2 separate regions of the Homo sapiens genome follow, and region 1 is linked to region 2. Evidence: read pairs that join two places in POLR2A ChIA-PET (ENCODE). Cell type or tissue: B cell. All regions are shown on one strand. Links, peaks and the distances in the headings refer to the core of each region. The heading gives the core; the rest is flanking DNA. Region 1 overlaps CLPTM1 (CLPTM1 regulator of GABA type A receptor forward trafficking). Region 2 overlaps CLASRP (CLK4 associating serine/arginine rich protein).

Region 1 (5,369 bases), core at 54-5,053, 83 kb before region 2:
TCACTGATTCATTCTCCAGTTATTGATAAGCACCCACTCTTTGCCCAGCCTGTGCCTGGCCTTCATGCATGATGGTGTCTAAGACAGCCCCCGTGTCCATTCTCCCTCCTTACCCTGGCCTCTGTCCCCCACAGGTGACCAGCAATGGCAGCATCGGGAGGGACCCGCCAGCGGAGACCCAGCCTCAGAACCCACCGGCCCAGCCGGCACCCAATGCCTGGCAGGTCATCAAAGGTGTGCTGTTTAGGTGAGCAGACGGGACTTGGGTTTGTTCACCGAAAACATTCAAATAAAAATAAGGAAGAAAGGAAAAGTCAGCTGATCAGCTGAGGATGGTGATCATTACTGTATGGTAGAGTTGCTTTTTTTCTTTTTTTTTTTGTATGATGGAATGTTTTCTAAACCTTTTTTTTACTCTGGTAAAACATACTGAAGTAGGGAGTCTCCCTGAACCTGTTCTGGTTTTTGGGGGGCTACCTGATTTGTGAAAAAATAAAAACACAAAAAATACTGAAGTAGTTTGCTAGGGCCCTTGTATCAAGTAATATAGACGGAGTAGCTTAAACAACTGAAATAGGAAATTCATTGTCTTACAGTTCTGAAGGCTGGAAGTCCAGGATCCAGCTGTGGGCAGGGGCAGTTTCTTCTGTGGCTTCTCTCCTGGGCTTGCAGAAGGCCGTCTTCTCCCTGTGTCTTCATGTGGTCTTTCCTCTGTGTGTGTCTGTGTCCTAAGCTCCTCTTATGGGGACACTAGTCATACTGGCTTAGTACCCACCATAATGACCTCACTGAACCTTACTTTTTTACAGACCCTATCTGGGCCAGGCACAATGACTCACCCTCATAATCCCAGCATTTTGGGAGGCCAGGTTGGAAGGACTGCTTGAGCCCAGGAGTTTGAGACCAGCCTGGGCAACATAGTAAGACCCTGTCTCTACTAAAAATAAAAAAATCTGGCTGGGCACGGTGGCTTACACCTACAATCCCAGCACTTTGGGAGGCCGAGGCGGGTGGATCACGAGGTCAAGAGATCGAGACCATCCTGGCCAACATAGTGATACCCCATCTCTACTAAAAATAAAAAAATTCCGGAGGCTGAGACAGGAGAATGGCGTGAACCCGGGAGGCGGAGCTTGCAGAGAGCTGAGATCGCGCTACTGCACTCCAGCCTGGGCAACAGAGAAAGACTCCGTCTCAAAAAAAATAAAAAATACAAAAAAAATACAAAAATTAGCTGGGTGTGGTGGCACGTGCCTGTAGTCCCAGCTACTCAGGAGGCTGAGGGCAGGAGAATCGTTTGAACCCAGGAGGCAGAGGTTGCGGTGAGCTGAGATCGTGCCACTGCATTCCAGCCTGGGGACAGAGTGAGACTCCATCTCAAAAAAAAAAAAAAAAAAAAAGCCAGGTATGGTGACACGTACCTGTAGTCTCAGCTATTCAAGAGGCTGAGGTAGGAGGATCACTTGAGCCTTGGAAATTTTTTTATTTTTATTTTATGTATTTTTTTTTTTTTTTGAGACGGAGTCTCGCTCTGTCGCCCAGGCTGGAGTGCAGTGGCACAATCTTGGCTCACTGCAAGCTCCGCCTCCCGGGTTCACGCCATTCTCCTGCCTCAGCCTCCCGAGTAGCTGGGACTACAGGCACCCGCCACCACACCTGGCTAATTTTTTGTATTTTCAGTAGAGATGGGGTTTCACCGTGTTAGCCAGGATGGTCTCTATCTCCTGACCTCATGATCCGCCTGCCTTGGCCTCCCAAAGTGCTGCGATTACAGGTGTGAGCCACCGCACCCAGCCTATTTTTATTTTTGTAATGGAGTCTCGCTCTGTTTCCCAGGCTGGAGTACAGTGGCGCGATCTCAGCTCACTGCAACCTCCACCTCCTGGGTTCAAGCGATTCTCCTGCCTCAGCCTCCTGAGCAGCTGGAATTAAGGTATGTGCCACCATGCCCAGCTAATTTTGTATTTTTAGTAGAGATGGGGTTTCTCCATGTTGGTCAGGCTGGTCTCGAACTCCCAACCTCAGGCAATCTGCCCGCCTTGGCCTCCCAAAGTGTTGGGATTACAGGCGTGAGCCACTGCACCCAGTGCCTAGCTAATTTTTGCTTTTTTTTTTTTTTATTAGAGATGGGGTTTCACTATGTTGACCAGGCTGGTCTCGAACTCCTGACCTCATGATCCACCCGCCTCAGCCTCCCAAAGTGCTGGGATTACAGGCGTGAGCCACTGGGCCCTGCCTGACCCTCAGAAGTTGAAGCTGCAGTGAGCCGAGATCACACCACTGTACTCCAGTCTGGGCATCAGAGTGAGACCTTATCGCAAAAAAAAGTTGGGGGGACCCTGTCTCTAAATCTAGTCACGGTGGTACTGAAGGTTGAGACTTTAACATATGAATTTTGGGAGACATGATTCAGCCCACATCTGCACATAACATCAAATTTACCATTTTAACCTATGTTTTCATTTTAACCTTTTTTTTTTTTTTTTTTTTTTTTTTTTTTGAGACAGCGTCTCACTTTGTCACCCAGGCTGGAGTGCAGTAGTGCAATCTCGGCTCACTGCAGTCTCTGCCTCCTGGGTTCAAGCGATTCTCCTGCCTCAGCCACCTGAGTAGCTGGGACTACAGGCACCTGCCACCACGCCTGGCTAATTTTTGTATTTTTAGTGGAGATGGGGTTTTGCCGTGTTGGCCAGGCTGGTCTCTAACTCCTGACCTCAGGTGATCCACCCGCCTCAGCCTCCTAAAGTCCTGGGATTATAGGCGTGAGCCACCACGCTTGGCCCATTTTAACCATTTTTAAGTATGTAGTCCTGTGGCATTAAGTACATCTCCACTGTTGTGCCCCCATCACCATTATCCATCCCGAGAATTTACTCTTCCCAAACTGAAATTCCATACCCATCAGACACAAGCTTCCCATTTCTTCCTCCTTGCAACACCTGGCAGCCACTTTTCTATTTCCTGTCTCTCTTTCACTACTCTAGTTAGCTCCTGTATGTGGAATCAGACAGCATTTGTCCTTCTGTGACTGCCTGGTGGTGACCCTTTTACCTGTGGGTTCACATGCTATTCCTGGGCAGTGGGACCCCAGGGCCTGTTTTTTCAAAGCCCAGCTTCTGTTTGAGGCCCTGGGGAGATGCTGGGTGGTGGCGGGGGAATATGCTTGGCACTGGGTTCTATCCTTCCTGCCTAGACCTAGTGACAGTCACCTTCTTTGCTCTGAGCCTTTGTTTACTCCTCTGCAAAATAGATATTCCTTTTATTTTTTTTTTGCTTTTTGGAGATGTATTTTAGCAAAATAAGAGACCACACCATGCAGTTAGGCAATCAGCTTCCCTACTTATGAGATAGAAGGAATTGCACAGCAGAGATGTTTACAACAATCATCCCGCCAGGTGCGGTGGCTCACGCCTGCAATCCCAGCACTTTGGGAGACCGAGGCAGGCAGATCATGAGGTCAAGAGATCGAGACCATCCTGGCCAATATGGTGAAACCCCATCTCTACTAAAAATACAAAAATTAGCTGGGTGTGGTGGCACAAGCCTGTAGTCCCAGCTACTCGGGAGGCTGAGGCAGGAGAATCACTTGAACCTGGGAGGTAGAGGTTGCAGTGAGCCAAGATCGTGCCACTGCACTCAAGCCTGGCGACAGAGCAAGACTGAGTCTCAAAAAAAAAAGAGAAAATAAAAATAAAACAATCATGGCTGGGCGCGGTGGCTCACGCCTGTAATCCCAGCACTTTGGGAGGCCAAGGCAAGCAGATCACGAGGTCAGGAGATCGAGACCATCCTGGCTAACACAGTGAAACGCCGTCTCTACTGAAAATACAAAAAAATTAGCCAGGTGTGGTGGCGGGCGCCTGTAGTCCCAGCTACTCAGGAGGCTGAGGCAAGAGAATGGTGTGAACCCAGGAGGCGGAGCTTACAGTGAGCCCAGGTGGTGCCACTGCACTCCAGCCTAGGCGACAGCGAGACTCCGTCTCAAAAAATAAAACAAAAATAAAAAAATAAAACAATCATTCCTTTGGCTAGAATGTCTTCACATGGCCATGGCCAGCTGCACGGGAGGCTGGGAAATGTGGTCTTTAATCTGGGAAACTGAGCACCCTGCTGGAAAGCAGGGCTCCTATTACTGAGGAAGAAGAGGAGAGTGGTTATGGGGGGCAGCTACTTATCTCTTCCATAAAATCTTATTACTGGTTTCCCTTAGCTTATAAATTATGAGTGTTTATTTTACAAAATTAAGTAGTTCAAACAATACGAAGAGTGAAAAGAAAAAGCTAATGAAAAAGTGTAATGTGGGCCGGGCGCGGTGGCTCACGCCTGTAATCCCAGCACTTTGGGAGGCCGAGGTGGGTGGATCACGAGGTTAGGAGATCGAGACCATCCTGGCTAACACAGTGAAACTGCATCTCTACTAAAAATATAAAAAATTAGCCGGGCATGGTGGCAGGCGCCTATAGTCCCAGCTACTCGGGAGGCTGAGGCAGGAGGATGGCGTGAACCTAGGAGGCGGAGCTTGCAGTGTGCCAAGATGCCGCCACTGCACTCCAGCCTGGGTGACAGAGCGAGACACAGTCTCAAAAATAAAAAAGTGTAATGTGTTGGTGGCCATCCCATAGGCACACATTTTTGTAATTGGCCCTAAATGGGATTATATATAGATGCTCACAGATAGAGTTGTTTAAAATAGAGAAAAGTTAGGAGGCGGGGGGCAGGTAGTGTCAGATAGCGTGTAAGAGCACAGCCCTGCTGACATCTCAGCCCTGCCACCTCTGAGCTCTGTGGCCTGGTCAGGTTATCACCCTTCTTGAGCCTCATTTTCCACCTCACAGACAGGGAATCTTGACAATTAGCTCAGGGTGCATCAGAAGGATTCCAAGAGAATTCATGTCAACTGAGGGGTGCAGGAGCTGGCACGCACACAGACAATGTTGGCCATGATTCCTTTTGTTGTTCAACGTGGAAAAAAAAAAAGCCTGAGCAACACAGTAAGACCCCCATCTCTCTCTCTCTCTCTCTTTTTTTTGGGAGACAGAATCTCGCTCCGTCGCCCAGGCTGGAGTGCAGTGGCGCGATCTCGGCTCACTGCAAGCTCCGCCTCCTAGGTTCACGCCATTCTCCTGCCTCAGCCTCCCGAGTAGCTGGGACTACAGGCGCCCGCCACAGCGCCCGGCTAATTTTTTGTATTTTTAGTAGAGACAGGGTTTCATCGTGTTAGCCAGGATAGTCTCGATCTCCTGACCTCGCTATCCACGCACCTCGGGCTCCCAAAGTGCTGGGATTACAGGCGTGAGCCACCGCGCCTATCCTGACCCCATCTCTGTAAAAAACTAAAAAATTAGCTGGGTGTGATGGCGCACACCTGT
Region 2 (5,369 bases), core at 123-5,122:
AGGAGGTGAGATCCCATCATGGTTAGTCCTTAGAATTTGGGAGTCATGGGGCTCTGGGTTCAAATTCTAGCGATCCCACTTATCTATAGTGTGACGTGGGCAAGTGACTGCCTCCCTGAGCCCATTTCCTCTTCCACATGTGAAAGGATGTCACATGGACAATCAGCTTTGGCTCTAACAAACCTAGAGCATCCGTCAGTGGCTTAAACAAGATAGATGTTTATTTCTTAGCCACAGAAAAGCCAAGAGGTAACCAGTTAGCTCGGGGACCTAAGCCGCTTCTGTTTTGTTCTCCTGGGCACAGCTTCTCTTCCTAGTGTTGCATCGAGGTCTAAGAGGCTCTGGCCATCATGTCTTCATTCTATCCAGCAGGGAGGAAAAAGGGAGGAAAAGGGGCAAAGCGCTCATGCCATTTGTTGAGAAAGTTTCTAGGCCAGGTGCAGTGGCTCACGCCTGTAATCCCAGCACTTCGGGAGGCCGAGGCAGGAGGACTGCTTGAGCCCAGGAGTTCGAGAACAGCCTGGACAACATGGTGAAACCCCGTCTATACCAAAATATACAAAAATTAGCCGGGCATGATGGCGTGCATCTGTGGTCCCAGCTCCTCAAGAGGCTGAGGTGGGAGAATCTCTTGAACCCAGGAGGTGGAGGCTGCAGTGAGCTGTGATTGTACCACTGCACTCCAGCCTGAGTGGGAGAATAAGACCCTGTCTTTAAAAAAAAAGTTTCGGGATGTTTTCCCGTAACATTTCCACTCCTCCCCTGCTGACCAGGAAGTAGTCTTATGAACAGCCGTGAGGAAGGCTAAGAGGTGTAGACTTTATTTTGGGTCGCCCTGACCAGATATATTTGGAGTTCTGTTACTGTTGTAGCAAAGGGAATAGATGTTGGTTGCCAATTAATGGTTTGCCACTAACAGTGGAGACAAGAGCATGTCCTTCGATGTTGTTGGAGTGTTGGACACATGGACCACTGAGAGCAGCCTGGCCAGCGTCGCTATCGCTCAGTAAATATTAGCTCTTGTTATTGACATTACTGTTGCTGATAGAACTGGAGTTTGGATCCAGGTGGAGGGATGGTGCAGAGGAAGGAAGGCTGGAGCTGAGACTCCAGGCCCCCTCCCTGTTAGCAGGGAAGCTTGCTGCATTGTATTCCCCCTCAGGACAGTGGTGACGACCAACCCCTCTCACTGGATAATGGGGAAGAGCTCAAAGAACCAATGTCTATGGGTGCTTTGTGGTGCAGGCCTGTACAAGCGGCCTTTGTCCCTGTATGTGAACGTGACCTGCATTCCGATCTGGGCTGCCAAGCTGTGGAGTATGGCTGGGCCGTGGCTGATGGCTGCTTTGAGGAGGGGACTCTCATCTCAGCCTTGGGCCGAGAGCAGAGGCTGTGGAGCGAGTGTCAGTGAAGCTGCGGTAGATTGTGGCAGGCTGAATGAGTATGTCCAGATGCAGTTGGTTTCTGTCTTCCTGATTTGTCGTTGGTGCCTGCTTTCTCTCCCTGTCTTCAGTCCCAAGCAGACTCCGGTTCTGTCATTGCTTCTGTCCTTGTCAACTTTCCTTTTTAATCAGTGGTTTGGATAAAGAAACAGAATCCTCTGTTGATACGGAAATAAGAAGTAAACAGGTCGCAGCTCAGGCGTCGCCTCCTCCAGGAAGCTCCAGACTGACCCCCAAGTCTGGGTCAGGTGTTCCCCCTGTGGGCCCCCATCTCAGCGCTGTCCACTCTAGGTTGTCCTTGTATGGGGACAAGTCTGTGTCCCACACTGGACTGTGAGCCCATGAGGGCAGGGCCAGGGCTATCTCAGTTACTGCCATACCCTAGCACAAGGTCTGCTTAACAGTTGAATGAATGAATGAATGAATGAGTAACTTCATGAACTCCTCTGACACAATCTGATCCTAGAGACAGGATAATCCAGTGGTTAAGAGTTGGTTTTGGGCCGGGCGCGGTAGCTCACGCCTGTAATCCCAACACTTTGGGAGGCTGAGGTGAGCAGATCACCTGAGGTCAGGAGTTTGAGACCAGCCTGACCAACATGGAGAAACGTCATCTCTACTAAAAATACAAAATTAGCTGGGCGTTGTGGCACATGCCTGCAGTTCCAGCTACCTGGGAGGCTGAGGCAGGAGAATCGCTTGAACCCGGGAGGCAGAGATTGTGGTTAGCCTAGATCACGCCATTGCAGCCCAGCCTGGACAACAAGAGCAAAACTCTGTCTCCAAAAAAAAAAGTGGATTTTGGATCTTGAAGAGGTACTTATACACTTATGTTCATTACAGCATTATTAGCAATAGCCAAGAGGTGGACGCAAGCTAAATGTCCATTGAGGGATACATCGAGAAAGAAAATGTGGTCTCTACACATAACGCAATATTATTCAATCTTAAAAAAGAAAGAAATCCTGTCCTATGCTACAATATCGATGAGCCCTGAAGATGTTATGCTAAGTGAAATAAGCCAGTCGCAAAAAGACAGTATTGTATGATCCGCTGATAAGTATCTAAAATAGTTAAACCTTGCTTGAGCCCAGGAGTTCCAGGCTGCAGTGAACTGTGATCACACCACTGTACTCCAGCCTGGGTGACAGAGCAAGACTCCATCTCAAAAAAAAAAAAAAAAAAAACAGAGAGAGAGAGGAAGGGAGGAAGGGAGCTCACTTCGGCAGCACATATACTAAAATTGGAACGATACGGGGATTAGCATGGCCACTGTGCAAGGATGACACAAAAATTCGTGAAACCTTCTGTATTTTTGGTAAAGAAAAAAAAACCTAAAAGAAAAGTCAAACCCTCAGAAAAAGAAAATACAGTGCAGGTTGACAGGGATGGGGGGAGGAGGAAAGGGGAAGTTCAGTTTTGTTTCAGTTTTGTAAGATTTAAAAAGTTCTAAAGCTCTGTTGCACCACAGGGTGGATGTAGTTACTACTACTGTACTGTACACTTAAAAATGTTAAGATGGTAAATGTTTTCTACCACAATAAAAAAATTATTCTTGGCCAGATGTGGTGGCTCACACCTGTAATCCCAGCATTTTGGGTGGCTGAGGCAGGCAGATCACCTGAGGTCAGGAGTTGAAGACCAGCCTGGCCAACGTGGTGAAATCCCATCTCTACTAAAAATACAAAAAATTAGCCAGGCAGGTTGGTGCATGCCTGTACTCGGGAGGCTGAGGCAGGAGAATCGCTTGAACCTGGGAGGCGGAGGTTGCAGTGAGCCGAGATCATGCCATTGCACTCCAGCCTGGGCAACAAGAGTGAAACTCTTGTCTCAAAACAAACAAACAAAAAATTACTCTTAAAAAGCAAATAAATAAAAAGAAGCAGATTTTGTAGTCAGGCCCATCTGGGTTCAAATCCTAGTTCTGCTTATTCCTAATGTCAGGCAGGTGGACCCCATGGCTTTGAGCCTCAGTTTACTCATCTGTAACATGGGCATAAGAATAGTACCTGCTGGGCGTGGTGGCTCATGCCTGTAATCCCAGCACTTTGGGAGGCCGAGGCGGGTGGATCACGAGGTCAGGAGTTCGAGACCAGCCTGGCCAACATGGTGAAATCCCGTCTCTACTAAAAATACAAAAAATTAGCCAGGCATTTTGGTGCATGCCTGTACTCGGGAGGCTGAGGCAGGAGAATCGCTTGAACCTGGGAGGCGGAGGTTGCAGTGAGCCGAGATCATGCCATTGCACTCCAGCCTGGGCAACAAGAGTGAAACTCTTGTCTCAAAACAGACAAACAAAAAATTACTCTTAAAAAGCAAATAAATAAAAAGAAGCAGATTTTGTAGCCAGGCCCATCTGGGTTTGAATCCTAGTTCTGCTTATTCCTAATGTCAGGCAGGTGGACCCCATGGCTTTGAGCCTCAGTTTACTCATCTGTAACATGGGCATAAGAATAGTACCAGCTGGGCGTGGTGGCTCATGCCTGTAATCCCAGCACTTTGGGAGGCCGAGGCAGGCGGATCACGAGGTCAGGAGTTAGCGACCAGCCTGGCCAACATGGTGAAGCCCTGTCTCTACTAAAAATACCAAAATTAGCCAAGCGTGGTGGCGGGCACCTGTAATCCCAGCTACTCGGGAAGCTGAGGCAGGAGAATCCCTTGAACTTGGGAGGCAGAGGTTGCAGTGAGCCGAGATCGCGCCATTGCACTCCAGCCTGGGTGACAGAGCGAGACTCTGTTTCAAAAAAAGAAAAAGAATAGTATGTTTCTTCCATGGTTGGGACATTCGAGTGAGACAGTGCACATAAAACAGTGCCTGGTTTTTAGTAGGGTTCATTGACTTTTCCAGAATCTCCCAACAGAACCAGGCTCTGGACTCCTGGTGTTTACTCCCGGCTCAGTGCTTATTCCTTTCTGTGAAGCTGACCCTGCCAGTAGCTTCCCTGTACCTGCCAAATTCTGTCCTGCAAACAGTGTCCCATGAGTCCTGGCTGTGGGAACTGGGCATTTGGCCTGGAGCAGCCTCAGGAGTATGATGGGATCTTGGCCTTGGACTTGGCTGGCTTGTCCCAGGGCAGAGGGAGCTGGGTGCGCTGTGTGGCCCCAGCTGAGGAATCAGCTAAGGAATCGAGGGAGGCAGGCGAGGTGCAGCATGAGTAGCTGGACTCCAGCAGCGCCACCTCGCTGGGCCTGTGGTCTTGAGTGTTCCTTAGACTCAGTTTCTTTAGGTGTGAAATGAGAGTCACAGCAGCCCAGCACCTGGCACATAGTGAGTGCGGGGTTGAAACTAGCCAGGTATTAGCTGTGGTCCTGGTGAGTGACTCAGCTCCTTCAGCCCGGACTGCACCTTCTCATCTGCTGGCTGAGGGCTGAGATGGAGACAGAGTGAGGATGTGCAGGAGCTTGGAAACTTGGAGCTGGTGTTTTTTTCCTGAAGGGGCTCAGAGTCTTCATCTGTTAGTAAGGATTATTCCTGTCTTTCCTTCATTGGGTGTTCTCAAGCGCCTGCTGTGGGCCAGGCCCTGTTCTAGGCTTTAGGGATATAGCAGCCAAAACAGAGCCCTGCCTCCTGGGAGTTACGTTCTAACATGGGAGAAAGGTGATGAATGAATATTAGGTCCAGTGGCAGGTGGTAGCGGGTGCTCAAAAGAAAACAAGTGGAGTTAAGTGAGTGAATTGTGTGGTATATGAATTACTTCTCAATAAAGCCACAGAGTGAAGGAGCTGGGGTAGATAAGTGGGGAGCTATTTAGATAGAGTCACTGAGGACGGCTTTTAGGAGGAGATCTGAAATAAGCGGGGGAGCAGAAGCACAGAGGTCCGAGCAGAAGCACGGGGCATGTCTGGAATGCCCAAGGAATGGCGTGAGGCGAGGGCCTGTGTGCCTGGAGCAGAGTAGGGGAGGGAAGAAATCAGAGAGGGACAGGC

Evidence for each region. ChIA-PET counts read pairs that join two places held together with the same protein. Peaks named below come from ENCODE experiments on the same cell type or tissue, not always from the same donor. Only the 100,000 strongest peaks of a DNase experiment are listed, where the experiment ranks them.
Region 1: POLR2A ChIA-PET joins it to region 2 with 5 read pairs; 20 of 35 experiments call an interaction of 5 or more read pairs at or near these places.

Annotation. Positions count from the first base shown.
Region 1 is chr19:44,961,829-44,967,197 of GRCh38, forward strand. It overlaps CLPTM1 (CLPTM1 regulator of GABA type A receptor forward trafficking), which reads left to right. Exons shown (of 14, transcript NM_001294.4): 2 at 135-247. Among named protein-coding and RNA genes, the nearest start is that of CLPTM1, 9.1 kb to the left of the region's middle. RefSeq lists a silencer at 1-58. In B cell, for the core only: no CTCF peak of the experiment used is centred there; no DNase peak of the experiment used is centred there; H3K4me3 peaks cover 201 bases; H3K27ac peaks cover 770 bases.
Region 2 is chr19:45,044,803-45,050,171 of GRCh38, forward strand. The region is part of intron 2 of CLASRP (CLK4 associating serine/arginine rich protein); the gene reads left to right. It also overlaps the pseudogene RNU6-611P. Among named protein-coding and RNA genes, the nearest start is that of CLASRP, 8.4 kb to the left of the region's middle. RefSeq lists enhancers at 969-1,263, 4,542-5,096. In B cell, for the core only: a CTCF peak has its summit at 2,914; a DNase peak (open chromatin) is centred at 2,839; H3K4me3 peaks cover 1,149 bases; H3K27ac peaks cover 4,802 bases.